Linked DNA regions of Homo sapiens: regions 1 and 2 are each linked to region 3. The links are chromatin loops, found by intact Hi-C in ENCODE. Cell type or tissue: IMR-90. All regions are shown on one strand.

The links. Peaks named below come from ENCODE experiments on the same cell type or tissue, not always from the same donor. Only the 100,000 strongest peaks of a DNase experiment are listed, where the experiment ranks them.
Region 1: it touches region 3 in a loop (7-fold over the local background); 3 of 110 quality-filtered maps call a loop at or near these places.
Region 2: a loop joins it to region 3, with 2.3 times the contacts of the local background. A loop is called at or near these places in 11 of 110 quality-filtered maps.

Annotation. Positions count from the first base shown.
Region 1 is chr6:147,059,526-147,067,525 of GRCh38, forward strand. The region is part of intron 5 of STXBP5-AS1 (STXBP5 antisense RNA 1); the gene reads right to left. Among named protein-coding and RNA genes, the nearest start is that of LUADT1, 95 kb to the right of the region's middle. In IMR-90, no CTCF peak of the experiment used is centred here; DNase peaks (open chromatin) are centred at 4,116 and 4,376; H3K27ac peaks cover 477 bases.
Region 2 is chr6:147,218,777-147,226,776 of GRCh38, forward strand. All of the region lies in intron 2 of STXBP5 (syntaxin binding protein 5), which reads left to right. Among named protein-coding and RNA genes, the nearest start is that of STXBP5-AS1, 18 kb to the left of the region's middle. In IMR-90, a CTCF peak has its summit at 3,950 (motif pointing left); no DNase peak of the experiment used is centred here; H3K27ac peaks cover 1,194 bases.
Region 3 is chr6:146,910,865-146,918,864 of GRCh38, forward strand. The region is part of intron 7 of STXBP5-AS1 (STXBP5 antisense RNA 1); the gene reads right to left. Among named protein-coding and RNA genes, the nearest start is that of LUADT1, 240 kb to the right of the region's middle. In IMR-90, a CTCF peak has its summit at 3,365; DNase peaks (open chromatin) are centred at 3,217, 3,767, 4,097 and 4,977; H3K4me3 peaks cover 1,638 bases; H3K27ac peaks cover 3,477 bases.

The sequences.
Region 1 (8,000 bases), 150 kb after region 3:
CGTTAATTCAGACCTTACTTTGTCAGAAATGTTAAAGGGTTTATAGCCTAAGTTTACCTTTATGCTATCTATTTACACACATGCTTTCCACATGTTGATAGGCAGAACACAGTGGCTCAAGCCTGTAATCCCAACACTTTGAGAGGCTGAAGCAAGAGGATCATTTGAAACCAGGAGTTCAAAACTGGCCTGGGCAACATAGCAAGACCCTGTCTCCATAACAATATGAGCATATGCAGGTGTTTTTTAAAATATTTTTTTTTTTTTTTTTTTTTTTTGAGATGGAGTTTTGCTCTGTCACCCAGGCTGGAGTGCAGTGGCGCGGTCTCGGCTCACTGCAAGCTCCGCCTCCCAGGTTCACGCCATTCTACTGCCTCAGCCTCCCAAGTAGCTGGGACTACAGGCGCCCGCCACCACGTCCAGCTAATTTTTTTGTACTTTTAATACAGATGGGGTTTCACCATGTGAGCCAGGATGGTCTCGATCTCCTGACCTAGTGATCCACCCGCCTCGGCCTCCCAAAGTGCTGGGATTACAGGCGTGAGCCATCGCGCCCGGCCAGAATTAATGTCCTTATAAGCAGAGACACTAGAGAGCTCTCTCCCTCTTTCTCTGTCTCTCTGGAAGCACACAAAAAACGGTTTCTCAGAAAATGTAGAGAAAAGGCAGCCAACTACAAGCCAAAAGAAGAAACCTTAGAATGAAACCCACCTTGCCAGCACCTTGATCTTGGAATTCTTAGCCTGCAGAATGGGGATAAATAAATTTCTGTTGTTTAAGCCACTCGGTTTATGATATTTTGTTATGGCAGTTCAAGAAGATTAATATGCTACCCTACCTTCATAATTGCAATAAAGAAAAATATACCTGAAAATATATTAATAAAATATACCTTAATTGCTCTTGTCATGACCTAATGCAGACTGCCTCTGACTTACTACGGCTTGACTTCAGATTTTTCGACTTTACAATGGAGTTGAAAGCCTTACACATTCAGTAGAAATTGTACATCAGGTACTCATGCAGCCATACTGTTTTTCACTTTCAGTAGAGTATTCAATAAATCACATGAGATATTCAATATTTTATAATAAAATAGGTTTTGTGTTAGATGATTTTGCCCAAGCATTAAATGCATTTTTACTTACATTTCAACTTACAATGGGTTATTGGGACATTGCCCCATCATAAGTTGAGGGGAATCTGTTACATTTCTGCTCTTGGTGTGTTTCCCATTTAGAGAGGAGGGAAAGTGAGAGCAAGGACTTTGTCTTATGCATCACTGAATCCACAGCACACACAGCAGTGCCTGACACAATGTAAATACTAAGCTGACATTTGCTAAACAAATAAATGTTAGGTAAATGAATTTTAAAGTAATATTAAGCCTGATGTTTTCTGTTATGTGGGTATCTCATCTGAAATGGCAAGATTTCTCTGAAGCAAGATCAGAGAAAATGTATTTTATGTGTTTCCTAGTTTGTAGTCATGAGACACAGAAAAAATACGAAACCTACTTCTCTAGTGTCCAAAATAGAGCATACCACCACCACCTGTGATATTGAAGTAAAGAATAAACAAAGAAAAAAGAGCAAAAGGGAAGCATGAAGGCTTCATAAGCAAACAGGGAAGCCATTCTAATTTAAAATTATTTTGATAATGTATATAATACACTAGATGGCATGAGAAATGAGAACACAAAAATGCACCATTGCTTGTTATTTTGGAGGGGAGGACAGTTGCATTTGCTCTTGTAATTGTCAAATGTGTTCCTCTTGTGCTGCAAGGATCCATCATAGCCAGCTAGAGACTGGGGGCTGGCAGTTCTATTGATAGACTTGAGCACACACTGCAGTCTGTCAAGTCTCACATTTACATCTTAGGATCTAATCTGTTTTTCCTTCCTTCATGAAATCAATTCTGTAGCAATTAAATAACCAGCCCACAAGGCATTTTAATATCCCAAGCATTTATCTATATATAGCCCAGAAAGGAAAAGGTAATTAGAAGTGACTTACTATCACCGGTGCTGGGGGACACATTAGAAAAATCAGTGCTTCATCATTACTTTAAAGAGGTACCTCTAAATCTACTTCATTTGTGATTCAGTCCTCCTCTGTGACATGCTGCTGAGTCCTTTGATTCCTAGAGGACAGAGACTTTTAAATGGTTGTCATTATATGGGATTTTATTTCATTTTCTGTCAATTTCAGGCAGCACTGAAATAGACTGTTTTTAGCTGTGGGATGGTATCATCACATGCACACAGCATTGGTTCAAGTAAGTTTTGAAAGATGTGAAAAGGCTCAAAGAAAATGACTTTCCATGTCCTCATCCATTTGAGTGTTTTAAGCTGAGTCTTATAGGTTAGAATTTCTTGAGGAGTGATTTACGGGAAAAAGAAAGCAAGGAATTTCCAAAAGATCCAAGCAAATTTTATTGGTCTTCTCTTTGAAAACTGAATTTACCTTTCAGATCAATAGCCTGAACATATGAGGAAGTTATGGCAGAGACTAATGAGCATAGAATTTACCTTGGAAAGACCAACCGTAATTCCTGGTACTGCCTCTTCCAGCTACTAGTAAACCCCTGCAACTAGATTTCCTCATTTACATAATGGTAATAAAATACCCTTGGTGGTTATTAGATGCACATCTCTTTCCATATTAGCAACTGAAATTGAGGTGCATATCACCATGCATGGTTGCTTTCAATACTCCACATCAGTGTTTGGGACCAAGTTGCTGCTTAGGGCTGCCCTGGTATTCCAGAAGTATAAAGCTAAGGAATTGCTAAGGTGAGAACTTGGTAATGTCTCTGTCACCACCTCCAGAGTTCTTCCTAGCTATATGCATAGTCTCTGTTTCAAGCCATCTCTCTGCTGAACCTGGGTATGGAAGCCTCCAGACTGAGAACTCAGGAATTTAATGTGGGATGTAGCAACAAGGTAAATTTCCTTGATCTATTACCTAGTTCTTTTACCTATTTGCTATAATAATGCACCTATTTGAGGCACTTCAAGTCATAAGTCACATGGAATAATTAGGGAATTCATCTATGGCTGAAGGGAAGATTCAAAGCACATTTATAAGAGGCATAAAATAAATTTTATAAGTGACTCAAAGTATTTTGTCATGGTTAAGTAGAATTATTTTTTGCTTTCATAGTGGTACATTTTTAAAGGTGCATTTATAAGCTATGGCATGTAAGATTCATGAAACAGTACCTGCGGCAAGGTCAGATGAGACCATGTGGGTAAAATGGTTTATAAATGACAAAAGTCAGTACAAATGAAAAATATGATAATAATACTCTGCCAGGAATCAGTTGAAGGAAAACCACTCCATAAACGTATTTTGTGGTTTATAAATTATGACTCAATAAAAAATAATAAGCCAGGCATGGTAGCATGTGCTAATAGTCTCAACTACTCAGGAGGCTGAGGCAGGAGGATCACTTGAGGCCAAGAGTTTAAGACCAGCCTGGGCAACACAGCAAAACTCTACCTCTAAAAAATTTAAATAAATAAAACATAATAGAGATAATCCAGCATATTCAGAACACCCCAAAACAGAATTTTATTTTGCATCCCCTAAGGAAATACACATAAAATTTAGAGAAATTCTCAGTATAGAATTTAAAGTTCATCTTTTTATGATAGTATATAAATAAGAGCAATAGAGCATGAATTTCTATATATAACATATGTATATTAGAAACGTTCATTAAGGTAACCACCAAAAGTGGTAGAAGGCTACACTGAATATGAGTTTTGTAAATATGGTTCCCTAGTGGCATCACAAGACGTTTCAAACTCACTAGAATCAACTTAGAGAAGAATAAATCCATATAGCCCAGCGACAAACTGCCAAGGCATTCTGAACACCAAGATCTACCATGAGCATCCACTCCAGAATGTATGTGTTATTCACTCAACATACATCTACCGAGACCCCATTCAATGAAAGCAGAGTGTGAGAACCTCTGCTTTCATTCATTGTTACAGCTCAAGGTATTCATTGTTATAGCTCAAGGACATTACTTTGCCTTTTACAATACTAACATTGAGAGTTCCACACTCTAGGAAAAAGCAAGTGCATTCCAATGAAGTGTGTAATAGCATGCTCACCCAAAGATAGTGAGGACAGATTCCTCATTGATCTCTCTCAGTGCCAACAGGAAAATATCCCAGTATGGTGCATTCTACTAAGTATCTCCTTAGGTGTTTCAAGTGGCTAAAAATAAATCAGTCCAAAGTGACAAGTCATGGTCATTAGTGCCTGTGAACCTTTGCAACTACCATCACTTCTGCCTTTTGTATAACTTCTTAACTCTTGTTCTCATAAGTTTCTACTAAATGACTCATTGCCACTGGGAAGCATTCCCTGAACTTCCCAGCATCAACAACTTCTTCATCTATACTAAGACAGTGTCCAGTTCCCTTCCCTTGTGGGTTGGGTTGGCTGGAGAAAGTGCTGGGAGCTGAAGATGCCAGAGGGGTCACCACCCCATGGCTTCCACTATCACCACTTTAGAGGAAAAGTAAAGTGTTCCAAATAGAGCAGGGCCTTGTGTCACTCTGTCTCACCTGAAAGTTCAGTTCCCTTCTGATTGGTGCACTCCCTGCCGAAAACCATTCATTGCCTGCTAACCACCACAGATGATATCCAATCTCTAGAGCAGGAGTTAGTAAACTAAGGCCTACTGGCCAAATCTAGCCCATGACCTGTTTGTGCAAGGTGTGCAGCTAAGAATGCTCCTCACATCTTAAAGGATGGAGAAAATAAGATAAGATGGGACAGAAATTGTACATGGCCCACAAAGCCCCACTTAAAAGGAAACATTTGCTGGCCGGGCGTGGTGGCTCATGCCTGTAATCCCAACACTTTGGGAGCCCTAGGCAGGCGGATCACGAGGTTAAGAGATTGAGACCATCCTGGCCAACATGGTGAAACTCCATCTCTACTAAAAATACAAAAATTACCTGGGCACGGTGGCGAGTGCCTGTAGTCCCAGCTACTCGGGAGGCTGAGGCAGGAGAATCACTTGAACCTGGGAGGCGGAGGTTGCAGTGAGCTGAGATCGCACCACTGCATTCCAGCCTGGTGACAGCACGAGACTCTGTCTCAGAAAAAAAAAAAAAAAAAGGAAACATTTGCTGACCCCCTATTTAGAGAGTGGTGTCGGAGACGTCTTGATCCATTCCCCCAGTGCCTTTCTGGCCTCATCTGCAGAACCCAATATCCAGCCATAGACAACTCCCTGAGGTTACCCCAAAATGTGTCTTGATTATAATACACCCACAGCTTTAAACATGCTATTTATTTTCCCTACCATAATATGATCAAATTCTTATTTTTGAAGATTAATTCTGTAACTGATTCAAAGGTGAGTTTTTGATGGGTGGTAGGGATAAGGGGTACAGGATTCTGGAGGAAGACCACAACAATGGATCAGGAGAAAGATGACAAAAGTCTGAAAAAGTACAGAGGAGGGTGTAAAATTCGTAGATATGAAACATATAGTAAGGAAATGGATACAGAAAAAAAATAGCAAAGATATGGAACATATTTGTTAGTTGCGGAGACCAAGAAGGAGTCTAGGAAGCCAACAGAGCTCGAAATGTAGTAAGAGGAGGATGCTATTTCCATTCACCAAAAAAAAGAAAAAGGCAGTTCTGGGAAGAAGATAATGGGTTCAACCTCCTAGCTGTTGCATTTTCAGTTTCAGTTTCTGTGTGAAATGTCCACGTGTAAGAATCTTTTTTCTTTTCTTTTCTTTTCTTTTCTTTTCTTTTTCTTTTTCTTTTTTTTTTTTTTTTTTGAGATGGAGTCTCCCTCCATCGCCCGGCTGGAGTGCAGTGGTACAATCTCTATCTCGGCTCACTGCAACCTCCACCTCCCAGGTTCAAGCGATTCTCCTGCCTCAGCCTCCCAAGTAGCTGGGACTACAGGCACGTGCCACCACGGCCAGCTAGTTTTTGTATTTTTAATAGAGACAGGTTTCACCATGTTGGCCAGGATTGCCTCAATCTCTTGACCTCGTGATATGCCCGCCTCAGCCTCCCAAAGTGCTGGGATTAGAGGCGTGAGCCACTGTGCCCAGCCAAGAATCTTGTAGGCAGCTAGAAAGAATATGCTGAAATTCAGGTGAAAGGTCTAAGTTGGTGCCACAGTTCTGGATGCTGGAGTTGGCACTGTGAGAGCAGATGAAATCCTTGTCAAAGCTGGAACCCAAGGAACGCTACCATGCATGGGACAGGAGAAGTAAAACTTGCCAGCAAAGAAGACAGAAGAACTGGTTAAAATAAGAAATAACCAGAACACAATGGTGTTGTGGAAACCACGAGAAAACAGTGCTTCAGGATGCCACGTGCTGCAGAATAATTAAGACCAATAAAGACTGGAGAGTGGCCATGGGATTGGCGACTAGATGATGTCACTCTCCTCTCAGGTTCTGGAAAATACGGAAGTGCAAAGAACAAACATAGGCTTGTCGGGAAACTATACTGCTATTGTTTGAAAGGCTTTAGATTCAGACAAATCTGGCTCTAAATCCTAGTTCAGACACCTGTTTTCTGTGAAGCCTAATTAACCTTTCCAGGTGGCAGTTTCTCCATGGGTAAAATAGAAACTACACTAATTACAAATGACTATTATGACAAATGTCTATAAAATAAAATGATAGAGGTTAAAGTGCTTGATACATAGCCAATATTTAATAATCATTATGAATTATTATTGTTACCAAAACTGTGGCTTTACAAGAAGATAGATAAGATTATGGCTATGGGGGCACAAGCTCAAAAGAATAAGATTGTTTTTCATTTTGAAAAATGAGCCTGTTTACAGACTATAAACAGTGTTTGTATAAAGAGAGGTTATAATTGATCACTCACAGTTCTGGAGGATATAGAAAAGGATGAAATTAAGAGCATAGGTGACAAATTAGAATCGACTTTTTGTGTATGAGAGAGAAGAAGAGAGATGAGTTGGAAATTGAGTTGAAAACAAAAAAAAGAGACAATGGAAGATGAGGGAGTTCCCTCCTGGTTAGTAAAATTATAAAGAAAGCCAGCTTAAAGCTTCTCAGGGGACCAATCTCTACGAGGTATTAGCATGTCACTAGAGAAAATTAGTTTTACTAGAACTTCTCACAGGGAAACTGCAGTATTCTACATGGTAGGAAGGCAAATTCAATTCCTTCTTGAGGTGGAGAAAAGTGAAACACTCTTCCCTCTGCCAAGAAGGCCCATAGTTCCCCCAGTGCCTTTCTGGTCTCATCTGCAAACCCAATATCCAGCCATGAACAACTACTTGAGGTTACCCAAAAATGTGTTTTTATTTTAATATACCCCCAGCTTTAAACATGCTATTTCATTTGCCTACCATAACACGATCAAATTCTTATTTTAGAAAATTAACTCTGGTAACTGTTTCAAAGATGAGTTTTTGATGAGTGGTAGGGATAAGAGGCATTAGTACAGTAATAACAAAAAACGGTTACTACACCTCTTTGTACAAGGGGAGGGGAGGCTCTGCTGATCTGCAGAGCTGTTGCTTTGCAGAATGCAGTGTGCATGTCTGGGGCCATAGCTGAATTGCTTAAAATAATGGAAGAAAGGTTGATCCGTCCCTCCTTTCCCTTTAATAATTATCCAAGCCAGTAGTCCCCAACCTTTTTGGCACCAGGGACCTGTTTCATGGAAGACAATTTTCCCACGGACTGGGTAGGGGGATGGTTTTGGGATGAAACTGTTCCACCTTAGGTCATCAAGCATTAGATTCTCATAAGGATTGTGCAACCTAGATCCCTCCATGTGCATTTCACAATAGAGTTTGTGCTGCTATGAGAATCTAATGCCGCAGCTGATCTGATAGGAGGCGGAGCGCAAGCGGTAATGTTTGCTCAACCTCCACTCACCTCCTGCTGTGTGGTCTGGTTCCTAACAGGCCACAGACCAGTACCAGTCCATGGCCCAGGGCTTGGGGACCCTCAAT
Region 2 (8,000 bases), 310 kb after region 3:
ATGAGTTTTGTATGTTAACCTTGCATATCCTGGCCACCTTGCTATAATCACATATTGGTTGCAGGAGTTTTTCTGTTCATTCTTTCTGATAGCTGCATAGTTGATCATGTTATCAATGAACAAAGAAAGTTTTCTTTCTTTCTTCCTAATCTATGTGCATACCTTTTATTTCCTTTGCTCATTGCATTAGCTGGTGCTCCCATTACAGTGTTGAAAGGCGTGATAAGAGGGATATCCTTGCCTTGTTTCTGATTGTAGTGGAGAAGCTTTGAGTGTTTTGCTATTAAGTGTGTTAGCTGTAGTTTTTATGTAGATGTTCTTTATCAAGTTGAGCAACTTCACCTGTATTCGTAGTTTACCGACAGTGTTTATCTGGAATGAGTGTTGGATTTTCTGCATCAGTTGATATAATCATGTGATTTTTCTTTTTTTAGAAAAATGTTTTCTAAATGTTTTCAAATGTTGAACTAGACTTGCATACCTGGTATAAATCCCATTTGGTCATGCTGTGTGATTCTTTTTATACACTGTTGAATTCAGTTTGGTAAAAATTGTATTGAGAATTTTTGCATCCATCTTCATGAGAAGGATTGATCTTAGTTTTCTTTTCTCGTAATGCCTTTGGTATTCATATTAGTGTAATGCTGGGCTCATAAAATGAGTTAGGATATATTTCCTCTGCCTTTATCTTCTGAAAGAGACTAGAAACTTGTTATAATTCACCAGTCAACCCATCTGGTCCTGGTACTTTCTATTTTGGGAATCTATTAATTGATTCAGTTTCTTTAATGTATAGAAGCCTATTCAGATTGTTTCTTCTTGTCTGAGTTTTGGTAGATTGTATTTTTTAAGGAGTTGGTCGGTCCATTTCATCTGTGTCATCAAAATTGTGGGCATAGATTTGTTTTTAGTATTCCTTTATTCTTTTAATGTCCATGGAAATTAAAGTGATGTCTGTCTTTCATTTCTGATGTTAGTAATTTGTGTCCCCTCTCCTTTTTCCTTAGCATGGCTAGAAGCTTGTTTTTTTTTTTTTTTTTTTTTGAAGGAAGCAGCTTTTAGTTTTGTTGATTTTTCTCTTTTGATCTCCTGTATTCAGTTTCACTGATTTCTTCCTTAACTGTTATTATTTATTTTCTTCTGTTTACTTTGGGTTCAGTTTCCTCTTCTTTTTGTAGTTTCTTAAAGCAGAAGTGATTGATTTTACCTGTTTCTTCTTTAATATATATGAATTCAATGCTATAAATTCCCTTTAAGTACTATTTTCTGTGTTTCCCATAAATTTTGATAAGTTGTTTTCATTTTTATTTAGTTCAAAACATTTAAAAAATTCTCTCTTAATATCTTTTTTGACCCAAGTGTTAATAGAATTGTTTTGTTTAATCTCTACATATTTTGGGATTTTCCAGCTCTCTTTTTGTTATCGATTTCTAGTTTACTTCCATTATGTTCCAAGAGCAGACATTGTATAGTTTCTATTCTTTCAAATTTTTTGAGGTATATTTTATGGCCCAGAATATATTCTGTCTTGGTTAATGTTCCATGTGAGTTTGAGAAGAATGTGTGTTTTGCTGTTATTGGATAACGTAGACTGTAGATGTCCATTATATCTAGTTGGTAAAGAATGGTGTTGAGTTCAGCTCTGTTGGCACTTTTTTTCTGCCTGCTGGATCTGTCCATTTCTGATAGAGGGATGTTAAAGTTTACAACTGTAATAGCGGATTCATATATTTCTCCTTGCAGTTTTATGAGTTTTTGTCTCATATATTTTGACACTCTGTTCTTAGGTGCATACACCTTAAGGATTGTTGTGGTTCTTGGAGAATTGACTCTTTTTTCATTTTGTAATGCCCCACTTTAATGACTTTCCTTGGTCTGAAGTCTGTGTCTGAAATTAATATAGCTACTTTGCTTTCTTTTGATTAGTGAAAGCATGGCATATCTTTCTTCATCTATTTACTTTTATTCTATATGTGTCTTTATATTTAAAGTGAATTTCTTGCAGACAGCGTATAGCTGGGTCTTAGTTTTAGATCCACTTTGACAATCTGTCTTTTAATTGGTGCATTTAGGCCATTGAAGTTTAAAGTGAATGTTGATATACTTCAAATAATACCTACCATATTTGTTACTGTTCTCTATTTGTTGCCCTTGTTTTTGTTTCTATTTTTGTTTCCCGTTCTTTTTATGCCTCTTGTGGTTTTAATTGACCATTTTATATGGTTCCACATTTTCTCTCCTTTCTTAGCATATCAGTTTCTTAGCATATCAGTTATACTTCTTTTATTTTTTTAAATAGTTGCTCTAGAATATGCAGTATATATTTACTGTTAATCTGGGTCTACTTTGAAAGAACACTGTACTGCTTCACAGGTCATATGAGTACCTTGTAATAACAAAAAGAAATTGTAATTCTTTACTCTGATCACTTATGTCATTGCTGTCATTCATTTCACCTATATATAAGCATATGTGTTTATATATGTAAACATACATAAACTGGATACATTGTTGCTGTTATTATTTTGAAGAAACTATTACTACTAGATCAGTTAAGAAACAGAAAAGTTTTTATTTTTGCCTCTATTTCTCTGATGCTGCCTTCCTTTATGTAGAGCTGAGTTTCTGATCTATGTCATTTTCTTTAAGAAAAAAACAACTTTGACATTTTTTGCAGCACAGGTCATTTTGTCAGTTTTTGTTTGAGCAAGTTTTCATTACTTCTTCAGTTTTGAAGGCTAATTTTGCAGTGTACAGAATTCCAGTTTTTTTTTTTTTAACTTTCTGCACTTTAAATGTTTTATTTCTCTCTCTTCTTGCCTGCATGGTTTCTTGTGAGAAGTCAGAAATAATTTTTATCTTTGCACCTCTGTTGGTAAGGGGTTTTTTTCCAATGGCTTCTTTCAAGATTTTTTTTTAATCTTTGGATTTCTGCAATTTGAATATAATATGTCTAGGTGTAGCTTTCTTTTTTTTTTTAGCATTTATTCTGCTTGGTATTTTCTTAGCTTCTCGAATTTGTGGTTGGTATCCGACATTGATTTAGAGGAAATTCACAGTCATTATTGCTTTAAATATTTCTTTCTGTTCCCTCTTCTCCTGGTTTTCCTGTTACATGTACGCCTTTTGTTGTTGTCTCTCTGTTCTCAGATACTCTGTTCTGTTTTTTTCCAGTTTTTTTTCTCTTTGCTTTTCAATTTTGGACATTTCTGTTGAGGTATCCTCAGGTTAAGAGACTATTTCCTTAGCTGTGTCCAGACTACTATGGAGTCTGTCAAAGGCATTCTTTACTTCTGTTAAAGTGTTTTTGGATTCTAGCATTTCTTTTTGACTGGTTCTTAGAATTTCCATCGTTCTGCTTATATTGCCCATCTGTTGTTTGGTATTGTGTACTTTATCCATTAGAGCCCTTAGCATATAAATCATGGTTGTTTTAAATTCCTAGTCTGATAATTGCAACATTACTGCCATTTCGAAGTCTGATTCTGATGCTTGCTCCATCTCTTCCAACTGTATTTTTTGCCTTTTAATTTTTTCCTGATATCGGGACATGATGTACTAAGTAAAAGGAACTGCTGCAAATAGGCCTTTGGTAATGGTGTGGGGGGAAGGGAAGTGTGCTATAGTCCTGTCATTAGGTGTCAGTTTTTTAGTGAGTCTGTGCTCTTGGACTGTGAACTTCAGGAGTGCTTCTTAATCTCTTCTCCCCACACTTCCTCCCACTCCCTTTTAGGTGGAATAAGATGGCTAAAGTGGGCTGGAGTTGCGTACTTCTCTTCCTTTACTTGGAAGGCTTGGGCCCACTGGAGTGATTTTTCTTCTCTCAGGTTAGTTGGTCCCTGATAAAACCCCAGCAGGTTAGGCTCTCGTAAAAGTGTTATTTCTGAAGGCAGTCCTTGTTGTTAAGAACAGAATATGCTCTTGCATATTTAAAAATGGTTGCCTTTTCTCTTCCCTCTGCTGGTAGCATGAGGGAATTTTCTCCAATATTCATTGTGAGAACCTGCTCAAGCTTTAGAGGTAAAATTTACAAAGATGTGGGGACATCTCTATGACTGGGTTCCCCTGGAGTTTTTGACTTTCTGACTTGCCTATTTTGAGCCTCCGGCTATTCCTCAGTTACAGTGCTTGCTTCCTTACCCGGACACAGGTTTTCACAGAGGTTTGTGCTTATGGGTTTCTGCTTTCAGCAAGTTGTGATTCTCTGTATCCACCTGTCTGTCTTTCCAGTTTGGGGGCAGTGGTTTTTCTTGTGTCTCACTTCTCTTACAGATCTTTAAGAAGAGTTGTTGATTTTCCAGTTTGTTCAGCTTTTTACTTCTTGTTAAGATAAAATGATTTCCATGCTCCTTACACACTACACTGGAAAAGAGAAGTTGATATTAACTTTTATTGGTGAAAACATAGGTGGTCTTCAAAAAGAGGTTTTAAAACTGACGTTTATCAAGTAGGTGCAACTATGGAATGGGGTACTCTAAAACTGTAATTAATCAGTTGGCAAAGGCTTTGGATTGCAAGCACATTCATAGCCCATAATATACAAAATGAAGTGCTCTTCATTATGTTCATCTTTGGTAAAGACTTACTAAACTGTTGTTTTGAGCATATTTCTATTAAGTCAGTCAGAAGCTAATTTAGATGAGAGTAGAAAATTATTAAACATTTGGAAAATAAGACCTGGGAGGAGATAGGGAATTCATGATTATTCAATTAGAAAAAAAGGAAATCAGAGAAGTTATTTAATAGATTATATGTATATAAATAGATTATTTAGGGAAGGTAATGCTTAATTATACTTATGTCCACAAGGTTTCCCAGTGTTTCTCAACTATGGCTATACATTAGAATAATTTGTGGAGCTGAAAAAACCAAAATGTACAAACAATGCCCAAACATGCTTGGATTTCTTCTTTAGAGCTTCTGATTCAGTGAGTATGGCAAGGGGCATGACATCTGTAATTTTTTGTTTTTTAAATCTTTGTGGATGCTTGTGATATAGAGCCAAAATTGAGAAATACTGGTTTAAGTGTTTGACAGGCTGGGTAGCAGTATTCTTAGGCAGATGGTAGAAAAGAAACATGTTAATTACTGTATATAGAGAGGATGTCGTTTTAAAGCAGTCATAACATCTTGAGATCTGTGGTGTAACCATGAGGAAATACACTGCCTTTTTGTTCTGCCACTGCCTTTGGAGACAGGGCTGTGAAACTGTTACGTGAAATATTTGGAAAGGAACTGGAGTTCCAGGTCTTGAGTTATGGTGTTTTTCCTTCCTAGCAGTTTATCACTGGTCAAGAGAACGAGCAATATAAAAGACCTTGAAGTCTAATTATGGTTGAAAAGTCTATTCTTAAACATGCAGGGCTTGGCCAGGTGCGATGGCACATGCCTGTAATCTCAGCACTTTGGGAGGCCAAGGCAGGCGGATCATTTGAGGCCAGGAGTTCAAGACCAGCCTGGCCAATATGGTGAAACCCTGTCTCTACTAAAAATAAAGAAATTTGCCGGGCATGGTGGTGCATGCCTGTAATCCCAGCTACTGGGAGGCTGAGGCACTAGAATCACTTTCACAGCCGGGAGGCAGAGGTCGTAGGGAACTGTGATTGCACCACTGAACTCCAGCCTGGGAGACAGACTGAGACTGTGTCTCCAGATAAATAAAATAAAATAAACCGAACTAAACTAAACTAAATTAAAATAAAATTTAAAAATTAAGTTGCAGGTGATCCTCACACTGATCAGGTTAAGAATGCAAATGACGTTTCACAGATGAGAAAACTACAGCACAGTTAGATTGTTTTAGTTATTACAGATCATTTAATGTATTTTCATTTTTTCCTGGTAACCTGCTACTTACAGAAAGTTTATTTTTTTATCATTAGTAGGATAAATGTATCATGTACTGCTGCTTTTATTTATTGACTTTCATTTATCCCCCATAACAGTGTGGATGAAGAAATCAAAGGTTTCTGATGATGCTCAATTTTTTTAAATTGTTTTTATGTTCACACAAAATAAAGGACAGTATTGGTCCTAATCTAAAGCTCATCCTCTTTTCACAAATGCTTCCATCAATATTCTTTGATCCCATTACAGTGGTATTTAGATTTTAACTTTGTTATTGAAAAATAATCACATTATGGTTAAATCTCTTCAAGACTTAGGCCATTAAAAGTAAAAATCATCTACTGACTTTTTATTCAGAGTAGTAAGGCAATTCAGAGTAGCAACATTTTGAAGGCATATCAAAATACTTAAAAAGGTTTAAATTACCCTGTTTGCTGAAAGTAAAAGAATGTACTGAAAGAAATGGTAAGAGAGGTTAACCTTCAGTGTTTCTGATGAATTAAAATTGTGCTCTTGGGTTTACCTTTTTTACTGTGGTAAGAAGGAACAGTTTTCCCTTAAATTTTTTCTTGGTTTAGTAGGAGAATATCTACTCAAAGAAATTTACTTTCACAGAATATTATATAATTAAACATATACTATTATAGGATAACTTATTGTCATTTCTAAATGTAGTTCATAGAAAATATCATGATCCTTATTCTTATCTTTAAACTTTGCAAGATATAAATGTATTTCCAGAAACCTCACCGGATATCACAGTTCTCCAGTTGCTTTCTATTTTATGTGTACTCTAGTCTTCCATTCCTAGGTTGGAAATTGAATATGTCCCTTCTGTAGAGATTAGAATAATATCATTACTTTTCTTTGCCTTGTTCCTCATTGAAAATAATTGAAGAACAGATTCTCTGAAAAGATATATAATCTTACAAAATATTAACAATTTATAATGAATATACCAGTTTTGATACTGTCTCATTCTTCATATAAAAGTAGAGGTTGTCAGAATATGTGTGTCAGACATTTTCATAATACACAGTGGTAGTGACGGTAGTGAAAACTTGCCCAGGAGCGATACTCTCAGACTTTATCACTGACTGCGGGCCCATGGCCTGTTTATTTTACTATTTTTTGTTTCTACTTTGCTGACAGTACAAATCCCACAGGGAAAAATAAGCAATAAGAGGAAATATTGTTGTGATTGTAATAACAACCTACAAAAGTCATTGAAGATAAAATGAATGGGCTGGAAATGTAATTTATGGGATTTTAAGGGCTATAATGGATCCTAGAGAAAATCGAGTCCAATTTCCTGATAGTGACAGGATTAGAACGTTTTTCCACTGTTGTATACTTTTTATTGGTTTTCCGAAAAGTGAACTAATCTTACCTAAGAAGATATGACTGGAGCGGACATGGTGGCTCATGCATGTAATCTCAGCATTTTGGGAGGCTTGACTCCAGAAGTTCAAGACCAGCCAAGGAAACATAGCGAGACCTTGGCTCTACCAAAACAAACAAACAAACAAAAAAGCCAGGGGTAGTGGCAAGTGCCTGTAGTCCCAGCTGCTCTGGAGGCTGAGACAGGAGGATCCCTTGAGCCCAGAAGGTTGAGGCTGCAGTGAGCCATGATTGTGCCTCTGCACTCTACCCTGGGTGACAGTGATACCCTTACAAAAAAAAAAAAAAAGATATTACTGGACATAAAACATGTTTCTTAGGTTTTAAGAAAACTCATTCATTCATTGAGTGTCTGCTATGTGTCATACGGTTTTCCAGCCTTTGGGAGTAAAAAGAGCAGATTACCACGTTCCTATTACCTGAGACTGTTTGAAGGCCTTCCACACTCTAGGATGGAAGTATAGCATAGGCTGTCAAACATAGTTGTGTAATTCAGCCAAAGATGGTCCCAACTGAAGGAAAAGGAAGTAGGTACAGAATTCAGTATGACTGTATAATAAGCAAGGAGGGAAAGCAAAGAATGGCATGAACATATAAGAATAGCATAAGACATGCTAAAATTTCAAATGAACTGATGTTTGTGAGAATAATTGAAAAGGTTTTTTTCCAAGTAATATTGTTACCTATGAAATTCTTATCTACTTGGAGTAACTGAAGACCTAACTGTTATATTGCTTTTATAATTCTGTTGC
Region 3 (8,000 bases):
TGTTGTTGTTTCATTCTTAGCACACACTTTCATTTCTAATGTTTAAATTCTATGCAGTGTTTCCTGATTAGGAGTTCTGTTCCTTTTCAAGGATTCTCAGGGATCCTTTTTTTAAGTTGATTCTCAGGGATAGAGCACGTTACCTTCACCACAGTAAGTTCCTCACAGGTGTAGAGTCCCGTTTGAATAAAAACATGTGTCTTCTCAGACAAAATGTGTGTCCTCCCTGTGGCTTGCACAGCAGGGTGCCATGTCCCTCTCTGCTTTTCCCTCTCCCCTGGAGGGTCATCTTTCTTATGTGGAAATCATGATTTTTGAGAAGCTGAAGCTGAGTTGAACTATTTTCCCCTGATTCTTATCAAGGCTTAAACTATATTAAAGGAGCTACCATTTTAAAAGATCTACTCATTATACTTCTTTTAGTATCATAGTTTTAATACTTGTCATATGTCCTAATCCAAATCCTATGCTTTACAAATAATAAAAATAAGGCCTAAAGGTATAGTGACTTACCCAAGTTTACAGAGCTAATTTGTGGAGGACAGTGGAGAGTAGCCCAGGTTCTGATTTTCTGGTTTTGCATTCTGATTTTACATTCACCGCTATACAAATTTTACATTCACCACCACACAAATGGAAGAATTTTGTTATACTTCCAATAGATACATATGTGAAGATCACACATACCCATTGAATATGTTTCAATCAATCTTGATGTTGGGAATTCTTTCATGTTTGGACCAGGATGGTACTTCCATCAGAGCAGAGTATTCCGCCAAGCTAGGAGGATCTCTTCATCCTCTAGACAGAAAAGACAGCTGACCTCAGCCCAACATTCTACTTCATAAAAGATGTTCATAGTCATGATGTCATTCTATCCTCACTAATCATAAGAGGTTGATAATATTGATAGTTTTACCTTATAGACAAGGACCCCAAGCTTCCTCAGTAGAAATCTAGCCATTAGTTCATGTCACATGACTTCACCTCCAGATAGACCTTGTTCTAGCTTGGAATCCATCTGAAGTGCATTCTAAACTAGGGGAAGCGTCCATACTTTCTTAGCTGGAGTATCCTGAGGGAGAAGAGCTCTAAAGAATAAGAAGAGCAAGGACACAACCTGACATCATGTTGCTGCCCCACCCGGCACACCCAGCCACACATATGTGCCCACAAGTTTTGATAAGAGGGTGCCTTCACGGTCCCCAAATCCTTAACATTTATGATGATGAATTCTGCATTGGGGTAGCCCATTTCTGAAATTTCAATTTGGACTTGAGTGAAAACAGATTTCCTATTAAATTCTTTTTGACAGAAACATCTCATAAACAAACAAGCATATAAACAAATATTTCTAATTTCCTCTTGGTGAATTATTTAAAGAATGCACATAAATCATGGCAATGTTTTTCCTTTGGATGACTTTTATTTATAGTTTTCTGTCTTTAAGAAAAATTTCAATAATTCATAATCACATTTTATAAAGTTGCCTTGCTGCTAAGAGCCAAGATAAAGATACATATGATTTAGCTTCCTAATATTTTATTTCTCTCTTCACCCATAAGAGGTCTGGTTTCCCAAGAGAGCTGAGCTCTGTATCAGAGGGTATTCTAATAATTTCATTGATGTATACAAAATGTATTTCCTTTTCCTAAAATGAAAAAGGAAAGTAGCAAAGGCAGTTTTCATTATACAGATTCATAGTGGTGCACCACAGTGGTCTGTGCTCATCCTGAGAGGAGGCCTGACGTATGGCTGCCAGATTTGAATATAAATGTAAACTCCTATTGCTCCACAGAATCCCATGCAGAAATAAGCTTACACCCAATGCATGGAGAAAATCAATAGTATATTATTAAAAGAGCATTCTGACTTTGTGTAGAGCCATTAAAATTAATCCCATCAGCATTAAGTCATGGGCCCTAGAGAATCACCCAGGAGAGCCATGGAATGATGGCAACCCACACAGATTAGGAAGAGAAGATGACACAGGCAGAACAGAGAAGGAAGTGTGGTCTGGCCCAAGCATTGCCCATGTCCCTTCCTGGCTGCCCTTCTTGTGAACACCTGGGGGTTCTGCATCTACACGTTCCTGGTGCCCAATCCTGAACACCACCCTGTCTCTGCTCCAGCCCTCCCTGTCTCCTGGAAGTGCTGCTTCTGAAGGCAACTGCTCTAAACCTTCTGCTTCTTTAGACAGCTGTCTGATAAAACAAAGCTTTCTGCAGGGTTCATGACTGACAATAGGGTCAAATGATCAATTGCCCCTGATCACAGACTTCCTGTGAGATGCAACACCGTAGCCCAAAGTCTTCACCCAAAGTCACGATAACTAGGAGAGAGTTTTTGACTGATACAGCCTTGTTCATTGTGGGAGAGCATGAAAGCCCTGAAAAGCCAGGAGATCTGGGTTAAAGTCCTGCCTCTACCGTCAAGTAACTCCCCTCACTCTGGGTAAGTCACTTGACCTGCCTGTGCCTTAGTTTTCTCATCTGATAAGTGAAGATTTAAAGGGTGTTTTGTGAGAGCTTAGTAAGATAATGAAAAGGTACATGCAAAGCAACACGGTGCTTTAAAAATGCAGCTATGACTTCATTTAGACATTTTGTGGAACAAACACACAGAGAGATGTTGTAACACAAGGATGTAGGAAAGACAAAAGACAGACTTAATTTATTAATCATTTCCTGAGTGTTTATTGCAAGGTGGGCATTGTTTTATGCACACGAGGTGTAGGAGCGAAAAGACAGATTGTCAATTATCTACATTACTGCTAGCATTACAGGAGTTTAAAATTATCTTTCATCTCTTGTATATTTATTGTGCATGGCATAAATCAGCCACACTAGTATCTGCATACTAGTATTGCTTTCAAACACCAATGATAGAAAATGTCCAAAGCAAATCAGAGTAAATTAATTTTTTTGCATTAATTTCTGTTTCTTTCAAATACAAAGATTCATATATAACTACTATCAAAGGCGTTTTTTGCCTTTACAGATGGTCAACATTTGTTAAAGAAGTCAGGAAAACGCAGACATGCAGGGATTAGGACATCCTTGCGTCATGGGTCTCTCAGCCTTTTCCTTAACCAGGGGTGGCTGCGCTGCACTTGAGGAGGAGGCAAGGGGCAGTCAGGCAGCCTGGAGTTCTCCTGCCCACTCTGCTGGCTCTGCTGGCTCCCCAGCCTACTTCAGCCCCAGCCTCGCAAATTCCAAACTGCTGATTCATGCTCATGATGTGAGCCTAATGACCGCGAACACGCTCTTGTTTTTCTTCTTCAGGCACATTTTCTTGGTAACCAGGCGGATGATATGCTAATGCAAGCTGGCAGACTTGATCTCAAACTACAAAAATACGCTCTGCCACGTGGAGGGGACAAAGGAGGAAAGAGACTTCAAGGCTATCCTTTTGACTCGGGTTTCCATTTTTGTCGAGAAGCACACAGCAAGTGCTCAACAAGGAGATTTGGTATTCAGAGGAGACCCACAGTGACCATTAGGATTTTAAACCACCATGAGCAGTAATTCTTCTCATTTAAAATAAATGTCCTCTAAGCTTTTTTAGTAACACACTTTATGAGACTCCGCTAGTTTCTCGTGCTGTTTCAGACAGCTCTGGGTAAGCAGGAGATGCTGAATCCAGTGAGGCAGAAAAGTCAGAATTTGCCTTTTCTCAAAATCCATCTTGGCCCCAACTTGGCTGCATCTTGCTTCTGAGTCATATAGCAAGGGTTCGTTGAAGGTCACCGCAATGCCCTGGACTACTTTGGAGTTTCAATGTATTGCTGTTGAAATAATTTTTAATCTCTTCCTGTCAGCTGGCCAGATGATACAATAATATTACCCTGTGTTGCCTCACAAGTGATTAAAGAACAAGAGCACAGCAAGTCCTGCTTCCCAGCCCTCTCACAGGAGAGCATAGAGGCTTCTGCAGGGAGAACGAGCCTTCTGCAACATACAGATATTCCCAGAAAGACAATTCACAAAGCAGTTTATTAGTGCCTGTGTTTTCAAGGCACTGCTGAGCGGAATGCCAGGGCCATTGGCTCCTGTTTTATTAAGGTTCTTGTCTATCTGACTCAGACTCACAAATTTTCTGGCCACAGACTTGGAATTTACTGTAAAGTGAGTCATCCGGTATGAACCAATGAAAATTCTCCAGGCAAATTCAGTTCAGACTCTGAGTTGTTATTTTTATTCTAAAATGGTCTTTTTCTTTATTATCTGGAAACTCATCAGTTAGGTGAGTCTGAGTGAGTCTGTGTTAAGAGGCTAAAATTAATAAATCCATCTGGGTAATTTCATGCCAAAAGCCACAACCTTCGGTTGATAAAAAGGAAGATGTTTCATTTCAATTGGAAGGTCACAGTCGGTCTGCTAAGCTGATTTTGAAAACGATATGCTGATAAGCATAGGAAAGGGTAAAGAAATTCCTTACAAAGCAAAATGAAAATAAGAATTTCTTTTTTCATCACACCAGAGGAAGATTCAAATTAATGTCCTCAGAGAGAGGTCACTTTGAGATACAGAGAATCAAAGGTTGGCTACCATAGGTTTAGTTTTTTATAATCTGCTTATAACTAGTTACTTCCTTGATCACTTCAGCACCTACAACTATCTTGAGACAGTTTTTACCACTTTACAATAAAAATACTAGAAATAAACATTTTCTTTTATTTTCAGTACTCTGGAAAGTCAAATTTTATTTGAGCCCAAACAACTAAATTCTGACTCTATCTTTTAAAGTGCTCCAGAGCCAAGACTCTAAGCCATAGAGCCTTATTGCTACAATCATGGTCATCAGATTACCTGTGGAGCTCTTGCTGAATGGTGGAGCCAGGAAGGAGCAGCCACTGCAATCTCTTTATGTCTGTAGAGCTGTTGCTAAGCAGTACTACAGGCAGTGTCTAAAGGCCCATCTCCAAGCCTGGAGTGTTCCAAACAACATCTATAAGAAGTCTCCAGAGCTGTGGCATCCCAGTGAGAATGGCTCTTGCATTCAGGCTCCAACAAAAGTGTCCAGGCAGGAAGTTGAAATGGAGGAAGTTATGTTAGAATGACTATCCTCATTACACAGATGAGAAAAGTGAGTCATGGAGTAAGTCAAACTCCTCCACCTCCCAACAACCAAGGAATAAACTAGAACCCATTTTTCTCTGCCTTTGTGTGTTAAGTTAGACATCCACTGGATTATGCCACTTCTTTTGGGGAAGGGAAGAATAGAAAATTGGATGACCCAGCACAACAGATGAATTCTGAGGGTGAAGAATGCAACAGGAACAAATTTCCATTTTCCTGTTATTTGAAGATGGAAGAGTAGATGTGGGTTCCAGTGAAGAACCAAGAAGCAGTTCCACTGAAAAAGTAGTATTTGACTCAAAGTAACCATTTTGAACAAAATTCTGAAAAGTCGACCTTAAATAGTAAATGACTGAGATAGCAAAGGAATGAAATTATCTGTTCTTCCTCAACAATAAACAGAAAGGGCTAATTCAGTCCATGGTAACTATTTAACCATATCTCAAGTGGGTGAGCAGCAATCAATGATTAGCACAAAAATGGTCAGAATAGCAGCATGTTTCTCATATGCAAAAAAAAAAAAAGCCAAGAAAATTATCATGGATTGAGAGCATTTTTGTTAGAATATGTGAAAATAAAAAAAATGATAAAGGTGAAGATTAGAAAAACGTGGAAGAGATGGCAGTAAGAGAGCACAGGATAGGCCCCTAGCTTTGTCCTGGAAGCATTGACCTCTCTGACCTTGCCGCCCACAATGTTCACCTGTGACCATCTGTGTCCACCTTCAGTGAATGTATTGTTCCCAAAAGGCTCTTGTTCCTATCAGAGTACCACACTAGAGCTGTGGTCCAGCTCTGTTCAGGAATCCACAGCCCCAGTCCAGATTTTAAAAGGAAAACCAACTGCAGAAATGTAACAAATAAAACAGCTTGCTCAATAAGAGTTACTCAAGTTTAACTATGGATGACTGACCGAGATGAGGCAAAGAGCAAGTACTATCTGCCAGATATAATAGCAGGAACTCTTTATCTGTTTTCTCACTGAATGTCCTTAAGAATTATATGAGATGTGGCACTATCCCCATTGCTCTAGACACTGAGAACCAAGGAAGTTCTGTTACTTCCTCAAGGTTGGGATTCAGTTCCAGGTAGGCTTTAATCCTGTATGTTATTTACATCATTTCCAACTAATAAAGATGAGAGTGTAATTTATGCACATATCACACTCAAGTATTTCAGGCGGATGTCAATTAACTAACATCTTTGTTATAAAATTATAACAGGTTATCACAGGCAAAATTTTCCATTAGTGCATCTATACTTTTGAGTACAGTGAAATATAGACAAGTAATTCTCAATGGGAGGAGTCAGGGAAGAGAAGCACATCAGGATTACCTGAGCAACCTGTTCAAGCAGATCTCCCATTACCCTCCCCTCCCCAACCCCCTTCACGCGTGTTAGTCAATGTTATCAGCAGAATGTGTCTGACTCATAAACGTACTGGGCTGGGGAAAAACAACAACAACAACGTTGCAACCTCGTTTTGTGTATTTTCACATCAATGAATGTTTTTCTTTTTTTGTTTTTTTGTTTTGTTTTTTTTTTTTTTTTGAGATGGAGTCTCTCTCTGCTGCCCAGGCTGGAGTACAGTGGTGCAATCTTGGCTCACTGCAACCTCCATCTCCCAGGTTCAAGTGATTCTCCTGCCTCAGCCTTCCGAGTAGCTGGGATTACAGGCACGCACCACCACGCCCAGCCTTTTTTTTTTTTTTTTGGCTTCTTTATTATCCTATTTTAAGTAAAGGAATTTCTAGATAATTTTTCTCACATTATTTAGGTTTTCGTATGTTTTGATAGTTCATTTTCAACTTCTGCCTCCCACAATTTTACATGTAACCAATATTCTCACAAAAATATGAATGACTGACATCTTCCATTTACTTAACTGACTTACTCTGTACATATGCATACACACAGCTTCATTAATGTACTGACTTCTGATCAGATTTAAACTGTAGCAAATTTCTTCATCAGAAAATAAAAACCTCTAAGAACGTTACAGGAAGTGATTTCAATGGATCAGGATGCTTTATCATCTATTCATTAATGCTGTCAACATCCAGGTACTGCTGAGTGCCTACAATATTCCAAGCAGTTGCATTTTACCAGCTAAAGTAGAATATACCCTCTTGTTGAGTTAGCCATTTACTTATGTCGGAGAAACATCCTTCAGAATAAGGATGCCCTGAACTCTTCTGAGGGCATTCAAAAATACCAGAGTCATTGTTAGTTTGCCCTTGAATGACTCTATGTTTGTTGGAGATAAAGCACTCATGCCTTTCAGGTGACACTTTCTAGATGTCAGCAATTAGTTATAATTATTAATAATTTTGGTTACTATAACTTATTAGTAGGCTGAAATTTAGGCTTTGAAGAAAAATGGATTGGTTAAGCCTTAGAAAACATAAACACACTGAATGGGCCCTGTACACTCTAAATACCTTCATACTATTTGAAGGAATTCATAGTAAAACTTAAATCTTCAGGTGAATCTGTACTAGTAGCCACTACTAGATTACTGTACCATCCAGGACACCAGAAAAACTGGAAGGCATGTGAGACTGAGAACCTAAGGCCTGCATCCAAATCTCAGTTTGCAAGTTTTGGAACCACAGATAAATCACCTGATGTCTCTGAGTTCCAGTTACTTCATCTGTAGAGCAGAGAAAATAATGGCTCTGCCCATCATCTCACTAGAATATTATCAAATGATCTAAGGTTTGTAAAAATGTTCCAGTAATTATGAAATATTTTAATATAAATCAGTTTTTAAAAACTGTTTCAGAAACTGTAAAATACTATATTAATAAAGCATTAGTTTTGCTAGACCTCAGAATTTTATCTTTGATTTTATAATCATGCTGAAGTATAATTAATATAATTGTTTATTGTAAATACTTGCTTACATAATTTGACCAAT